Regions from separate parts of the Homo sapiens genome. Here region 2 is linked to region 1. The links are chromatin contacts, found by Hi-C in ENCODE. All regions are on one chromosome and are shown on one strand. Each heading gives the region's core, a stretch centred on a gene start or an enhancer-like site at or near the end of the contact. The rest is flanking DNA. Distances are from core to core; before and after follow the strand shown.

Evidence for each region. A loop is a pair of places that touch in the nucleus more often than their neighbours do. Pooled maps may share reads with other maps.
Region 2: a pooled map shows a loop between it and region 1 (12-fold over the local background). The contact joins the promoter of MBNL3 here to the promoter of ENOX2 in region 1. A Hi-C loop is called at or near these places in 7 of 50 pooled maps.

Annotation. Positions count from the first base shown.
Region 1 is chrX:130,900,583-130,904,752 of GRCh38, reverse strand. ENOX2 (ecto-NOX disulfide-thiol exchanger 2) reads left to right here and starts at 1,544. Exons shown (of 15, transcript NM_006375.4): 1 at 1,544-1,704; 2 at 3,022-3,069. RefSeq lists enhancers at 1,329-1,518, 1,139-1,658, 1,529-1,798, 1,659-2,178.
Region 2 is chrX:132,486,855-132,490,860 of GRCh38, reverse strand. MBNL3 (muscleblind like splicing regulator 3) reads left to right here and starts at 1,823. Exons shown (of 9, transcript NM_001386889.1): 1 at 1,823-2,010. RefSeq lists a silencer at 975-1,544.

The DNA.
Region 1 (4,170 bases), core at 295-2,794:
TATGACCCCTTGTTGCTGCCTGATCTAGTCTCTGCAATATGGAACTTTTGCTATTGTTCTCTGCACTCTTTCATGCCTTTATGCCTTTGCATATGCTTTGTATAGAATATGGTTGACCTCCCTGCCCCAAATCTGACAAATATTTTACTGGTTCTTCAACCAGTTCTCCAGAAGTAGAACAAGTTCTTCCTCCTCTATGTTCCTATAGAACCCTATGTAGACTTCTTTACAGCATTTTGCACATTGTATACTCATCTATTCCTCCCCCCAGATTCTCCTCTACTACAACTCCCCTCACCTGGATTTTGAGCTACTTGAGGGTAGGGACTATTTTTCCAATTCTGTGGCAACAGTGCCTAGCCCAGAGCTTTGCACAAAGCACTATGCTGAATAAATGGTTGAATTTATTAAATCGTCTTCCTCCTTCACTTATCTTTTTAAAATATTGGGCAATTACCTCAGCAAAATGCAATTCCCCTGTCTTTCCCTTCATTTTACTCGTGAGTCGAAAAGTTGTCCTCATCAAGAAGTTGTAGTAATTCAACTGTAACAAGGCTACAAGGATTCATCTCTAACAGAGAAAAAAAAAGGTCAAAAGTTGGGAGTGAAATTAGCCCTAATAAACAACCATTTTCCTCAACCTTTAAGTCACTTGGAAGTGCTTGGCATTCCCCACCTATGTCTTTATCCAGCTCTTGTAACATATTTTTACTCAAAAGGTTAAGTTTCTTAAAGACACATATAGTTACTCGTTTGTACTTAAGTTGTATTGTCTATCTGTTCTAAATTGTTATTTATAGCAGTTTATGTGGCCACTGTTTTTCATGGCAACAACATAGCTTCATTATGGATTAAATAGGCTTCTTCTGGGCTGGTGTAGATCACATTTCTATGCCTATTTATGACACTGTTTCCAGGGGGAACTATAATTTCCAATTAGAAAAAAATATATACATTCTTCCATACCTTTCAAGTGATTTTAATGCAGGTGGTTCACAAGGAACACACTTTAACAATTTTAAAGGACTATAACTCTCAATTAAAATTCTAAGCTTACCAAAGAATAAACATCATCTTTTGAAAAACACTTAAAACTCAATAACAATTTCAAATCACGATAGAAAGTGCTTCCCGCAAAATGCTAAGAGCTTAACCGACATGAAAATAAATCTAGAGCCTTCGTCTGTCCCCACAAGCACAAACCCATAACCCCAAGAGAGATTCTCTAGACAGTGCACCCAAACTACAATACCCAGAATACCCTTCCCCGTCTGAACGCTGGGGACAATCGGAAGGGGAGGGGAAGAATTGTGCGTATAGAGAAATAAGTGTCCCGCAACTCCATCTCCCATAATTCTCGGTCCTCACTTGTGTCTGTCTGCCAATGTCAACACGAGTTACCCCCAGGAAGAACAGCCTCCAGCGACCTCAAACTACATTTCCCATGAAGCCATGGGCTCGGGCCTCCGGCTTCCCCGGTGACCAGTAGCCAATAGGAGACGCCGCAGTGGGCACCCTGTGTGTGAGAGTCCAGCCTTGGGCCAGAGTGCCGGGTCTAGGCCTGGAAGCGCGAGGCGGGCATTTCGGAAGAGAGTGGCGCGGCGTGGGGCGCCGCGAGGGCACTACGAGCCCAGGAACTGCCGCGCCGGCCCGATTTTCCGCGGCTGTATAAGGACTAGCGCTTCGGTAGCCGGGGAGCTGGAGGTCAGAGAGGCAGAAAGCCCCGGTGGCCGTGGCTGGGGACTGTGGGACTGAGGGGGCCTAGGGAGGAGGGTGCTTCCGGGGCCGCGGTCCTCAGCGCCTAACTCCACCCAGCTCCACCTCTGCAGGGGAGGGGGTATCGGGACTGGGAGTCGGGGGTGGGCTTTTGAGCTCTAGGCGCCAGTTCTCTTGAGCCCGGGAGCGCGCTGTCTTTGCTCTTTTTTTTTTTTTTTTTTGGTCCAACTCGCCCGCCCCTTTTTTTTTTTCCCACGACGCCGCCCCCCTCCCCCTGGCTCTGTGCCTCCTCAGAGGTCCGAAGTTGGGGTTTGCGTCCAGGGTTTTGCCTAGGCGGTGACTGGACTCTAATTCTTACCGCAGGAATTGGGTGATCTCTTTCCTCTTTTCCCTCAATTTGTATTTCAGGTTTGGGCACATAACCCTCCCTGCGCTACACTCCCCATTTTCTTTGGGGCATGGGAATTCCTTGCCACGCTCAGGGCGTGACTTTTTTTTTTCAAACTTTCTCTTTTTGCCTCCTTAATTGATCGCCATCTCTTTACTGGCCCCTCAGCCACCTGCCACTTCCCCCACCAGGTCTTTGAAGTGGGGAGAGTTTCCCCTCAATTTCTAGAAGGGATGGGAAGCAAAAGAGGGAAGGAATCTTGCTTTTGAGAAATGTGTGTTTAAGGTTCAGTGCAGGGTTCTGGTGAGAGTAAAAGGCAAGTTAGACTGGTTATAAAAATCCAGCGCTTTAGGGGTTTCCAGCAAAGACTGATAGCACTAATGTTGACAAACATTTAGGGGGCACACCTTTATTCTACAGAATAAAGTAGACCGTGTGAAACAGACCATATTAATCATTGTATTATTACAAACGTGTGCAAAAAACGCTAAGAGGGGTCAGTGGAAGAGCATACTGATGGGGGTGGTGAGTTCATCTATGGAAGTTCAAGCCTAACCCGGGAAGTGCTGAAGCCCTCATCCGGCTTTCAGGCTTTGTGAAGGAGGTGAATTTTAATCTGGGCTCCAGCAGAGTACAGGGGATTTGAAGTTGTCAAAGAGGAGGGAGAAAATGCTTCCTGCTACTGAGATTGGACTTTGAGAAGGGTAAACAGAAGAGGGAGCACTGTGAGACAGGTGGGCTTGCCTGATTGGAATAAAAGATATCAGCACAAATATACTGGGAAATAAATAGGGTGGAGAAGCTTGGGGTCATAATAACATGATACTTTGAAACATACACATAGTTTGGATATTATTCTGTATCAAATAAAATTGAAGGCAAAAATTAAGATTGGATGATTTTTCTTTTCATCCTAGGGAACCTGATTTGAGATCAATTCTTGGAGAACACAAAGAAGTGTGATGGTATGTTCCAGGTGTGAGTTTAAATCCAAGAAGAAGCTTGTCTTGCAGATGTTTTGTTTGTAGCTATTCTTAGCTACAGTCTATAGCTGTCAACTTTAAAGCCTAGAGACATCGATATATTTTCTTAAGAAATGCATTTGCTGTCCCCGTGCATCACATTATCTGAACTGTAGTCATCTCATTGGGTGACAATAATGACTGCTATTTATTGAACCCACATAATGTCCTAGTCATCATCATAAATACTTTGTTGCATTATCTTGAGTGTTATGAAGTAGGTACTATTATTCCTGTTTCTTTTTCTAGAAGAAAACACTAAAATGCACAGAAGTTAAACAATCTACTTAAAGTCACATAGATTATAAGTTGAGTTGAGGTTTGGGTGTACAGATTTCTGACTCCAAAGCCCATGCTCTGTTCAACATGGTTTGCTGCTCCCAATGTTCTTTCTTGTTCTTGACTTTCCAGTTGTGGTAAGGAGAGATAGGTATAGTTCATCATCCTGGCCAAAACCCAAATGATTCACTTAAAATTTCTATGTCAGAATGTATTTGCTGTAAAGTAGCTGCCAAAACCAAATTAACTGTCATTGCAACTGTAGCTAATTGTGTCTGCCAAAACCATAGTCAGTACGGCTATTTCTGAATTAGATGATTCTCTTTATAACACATATCATACCTCTAAGCTATTTGGACCTTGATAGCACTTTGGATGTATTTTATTTTAGCATTTTAAGAAGTTACCTGGGACACTAGATCTCTTTCATGACCTCTGCCCACGTGAAGTGTTGGAGAAACAATGAAGTACAAGGTGTGAACTCTTCCTGGGGTCTAGCTGGGGAGCTGGATGCCCACAGTTCTGAGATACTGTAGTGTGTAGTATAACAGAGACAGGTACAAAATGCTATGGAGGGATAAAGGAAGGTGTGACTCACTGTAAGGGAGACTCGGGGAGAAGGCTTCCATGAGGAGGTGACATGAGATAGGTCTTGAAGGATAGTGAGTTTGCCCCAGGCAGGGAAGGAGTGGAGGGGAGGCATTTCAGATAGAGGAGTCAGTCTGTGAAAGATGTGTGGCTGTATAAGAGTAGGGCATGTTCATT
Region 2 (4,006 bases), core at 574-3,073, 1.6 Mb before region 1:
TGCAGAGCATGTAGAACTCTGTCTCTGGGTGAAGTAGCTGATTACAGGAAAGCAGCCATGAATTGCTATGAGCTTGTCACTGACGATCCTGCATATGTGTGCGTTATCAACTACAATTGTCTTCGTAAAATTAAATAAAAGCACGCATTTATTATTGTGGGGCTCCAATTAAGGGACAGCTGGTGCTCCTATTACACTTGCATTAAATCGAAACTTGTAATTTCCCTGTGCAGATGCACACTTTTTAATCAAGATATAAAATTGCATTTGCTTTGTCCATTTTCCAAAGTATCTGGAACCTTACCTCAGGGTTCCTCTTATCCTGCAAACTCCGTGGAAGAAGGGGAACAGATTGCACTGATCAGCATTTCCCTGTCTGAAATTCTTAGAGGGAAATAAACGATTGGGGCATTTATGAAAGATAAAACCCCCAAGAAGGCAGCTGGTGAGTATGAATGTATTTATTTAGCCTGTAGCGAGTGGACTTATTCATCGACTAAGATCAATTTTGAAAGGACCCATTTCGCCTCACCTGTCTGGGAAGTGTCTATGAGCGTCCCGCTGTGAACCACACTGCCTTTCTCACTGGCACTTCAGTTCCTGAAGAGCCAGAAACTTTGCACCCCTACCCCAACCCCGCCTCTGGGGATGTGTGCCTGCTTCGTTTGTTTTCGCTTTTGTAAAATCTGAGCGTTATGATTTGTCCCCCTTTCCCTTCCTAATGAAATGACAAAGGGTCTGTGCAGCGGGGGCTGGGCTGCTGGGTTTGGGGGCGAGGCGCCACACCCCCTGAGAATAAAGCCCGCGCTGCGCTCTCGGAGAACCAGGCACGAGTGAGCGAACCACACAAAGAATATATTTCGCGACGAAACAGCGCCCTACAGGAAGAAAGTGCCCGCACTCCGAGCGTGAGCCGCAGCGCGACTTTTTGGCGCTCTTTGGGAGCAGTGAGAGAGAGGCGGAGGCCAGAGAGTCCGGGGTGGGCGCGGGAGCCGGGGCGGCCCTTGGCCGCATTCCCGCCCGTCCCGCAGCGGCGCGCGGAGCCAGGTGAGGTTGGCGGCGGCGCCGCGCTACCTGGCCGGGCGGGGCGGGGCCGGGCGGCCGCGTGCGCCGCTTCCGAGTCCGGCGCTCCGGATGCCCGCCCGCGCTCCGCTGGCCCGCGGAGTTTCGCGGGAGTTTCCGTTTTGGCGCCTAAAGCCCCTCGCTGGCGCCGTTTCCCTCCGCGTGCCGCGTCTGTCCGGCGCGGGACGCACGGAGGCGCGGCCCCAGCCCGGGCTGCCTGGGGTCGGCGGGGCTGCGCGAGGGGACGTCTGGCGTCCGGCGGAGGGCACTGGCCCGGGAGGAGGGCACGCCTTTGGCAAAGGCCGGGCGGGGTTGGGACCGGGGTTGCTATGGTAGCTGCGAGCCCGGGCGGGAGCCCCACGCCCGGCCTCCGCGAGGGAGCTGGGGCGCTCCGAGGTGTGCTCCGAGTGGACTGAACCAAGAGCCTGGGAGGAGCGGGTAGGGCCGGCCCGTGGCCTTGTCCCCTCCTCCCACAGCCCGCCGGCCGGCCCCGGGAAGGGGCCTCGAGGAGCCCAGAAAAGAAAGTATTCTGGCCCCTGGAACCGAAAGGAGTCTTGCAAAAAGCACGAAGGGGTCAAGGGGGCCGAAGGGAGAGGGGGAACCGTCGCCTCCGTCCGAGAGTCAGCGTGCGCGTGTCTGTAGACTTGACATTTTATACCCCAGAGCGGCCGACTTGGAGCCGGGTTGCAAGTCCCAGCCCTGAAGTTCTGGAGGTGGGGCGGGCTTTAATTTGCTTATATCTAATGATTTCAGGAACCTCGCTTTAAAATGGCGGCATTCAGTATGCACCCCTGCTAAAGGCTCTCCCGGCACCGGGGCCACCTCGCGCAGCGCTGCTTTTGCTTCTGCCGCTAACAGATGGCATGTGCCGCTGTCGCTGCCGCTGCCCCTGCTGCTGCCGCTGAGAGCAGGGCCCCTTAGCCTCTGGGTTTGCGCTAGCAGCGTAAGGTAAGGCTGGAGATGAATTGGGATTTGTAAGAGAGGCTGCCTTCCTCGGACGCCGAGGAAATAATGCCTTTTAAACTTCATTTTACAAAATAGCAAATAGGAGGAAAAGTCATCCTGCAACTTTGTTGCGATTTTAGAGCTTTGATCATTTTCCTCCTCCTTTCCTCCTCCTCCTTTTTCTTCTTCCTTCTCTTCCTCCTCTTCTCTTCCTCCTCCCCTTCCTTCCTTCTTTCTTTTTTTCTACTTTCTTCTTTTTAATTTAAAGGAACTTCTTGCATGGCATATAATCAGCAAATGCTTTTTAACAACGAATTTCCCCATTTTCACGCGATATCGTGAGCAGTGCCACAGCTTCCTTGCAGAACCTTGTCTCTTCCTGCCCTGAGTCAACACGTTTGGGCAGCTCGCTTTTACTACTGGGGTTTGAAGGGCATGAGAGTAGATTTTAGGAGACTATTAAAAAGGGAACTTTAGTTTTTAACACTCACACAATAAGCTTTTATGGTAAGAAAACGAAATTAAACCCAGACGAGTAATGAAAGTTGACATTTAAGTGATTCTTTGTTGTGGTTTCATAATTAGGGTAATAGACCTACTGTGTGTTTTTCTGAGCACTCTTAGATAGCTAGCTAGCTAGCTAGCTAGCTAGATGATAGATAAAACAGATAAATTAATTGTGGCTCTAATTAAAGTAATATGTTTTAAAGGAGTTATTTTCTCCTAGATGTTCTTACATCGTTTGTAAATTGAGCTGGGATCCCCACAGCCTCTCCGTATTTGTGGGTAGACTTCATGGGAAAGAATCAATTAAAACAAAACTTGCAAGATTTAATTTTGAAGTGATTGGTACTTTTTTTATTAAGCGGACTCCCTGCTTTAGTGAATAAACGTTTGGGTGATTACTGATATAATGTTTGGAAAACAGATTGTTGGTATGTGGGAATGACTAAACATCCATGCTTGATACAATTTATCTGAATTTTGTTTTGTTTTGTTTCCCCCTCCAGTGAAAGGTAAATAGACAATGAGGCTTATCAGACACCTTGGATTTTTCCTGATTATATTTCCATCTTCTCCTTGGCCCATGAAAATCTAATCCTGAATGTTTAACTACTTTTTAAAATAATTTTTAACTTTTTTCTAATGTGCGATACTTTTGGGGGATGCTTTCATATTTACCAACACTTCTTCAAATATAGACTAAAATGGGCTTCTGCCCACAGCTCAGCTGATAATATTCTATCGCTGTTCACTCCTTCTCCCAAAGCAGTAGAAACTACTTGGTTGGCAGACGCTCTGCTACTAAATTTAGCAAGTGTGTGGAAAGGGAGAAAAATATTGTTTTGCCCTTATTAAAGCATGGTGCAGTTTTCTGCCCAGGTGCTGTAGTCTACCTAGAAACAAACAACCAAACTGTTTACAATGGAATTACTATACAACAAATTTTCAGCAGTTTTTCATATTATTCTTGAAAGAAGTATGTGGGGCAATTCATTGCTTCATGTCTAAAATGAGAGTTCCTGCAGGTAGAGCAATAAACACTTGCATTTTGGTAAAGGGAGGATGAGAAAAAGCAACTTCTCCCATTTTTAGTGATTATGGACTTAGATCCCAGTTCAGTACTGTTTGCTTCCGGATGTGCTACCTTGCTGCTAAAAGACTTCGGACCAAATGCATCCTTAAAAAAAAAGAAAAAAAGAAAGAAAGAAAAGTGAAAATACTAAACCTTGAGGCCAGAATAGACAAGCTAAACTGGTGTCAGAGAAATTAGGAAATTTTGCCAGTTAACATTCTGCTGCCTCATACAGTGATGAGATTGGAGACCTTATATGAAAACATAAGTGAAGGAGTTTGTAAAAAAAAAATGTTTTGAGAGATAATTGATATAGTGCTGGGCTAGAGGTGGTGACTGCATGTTTTGCTCTACTTCTAAGAGCTACTTCATTTCTCTAATTTCCTTTGCTACTTTAAGCAATCGTAATGACTCCCAGGACTA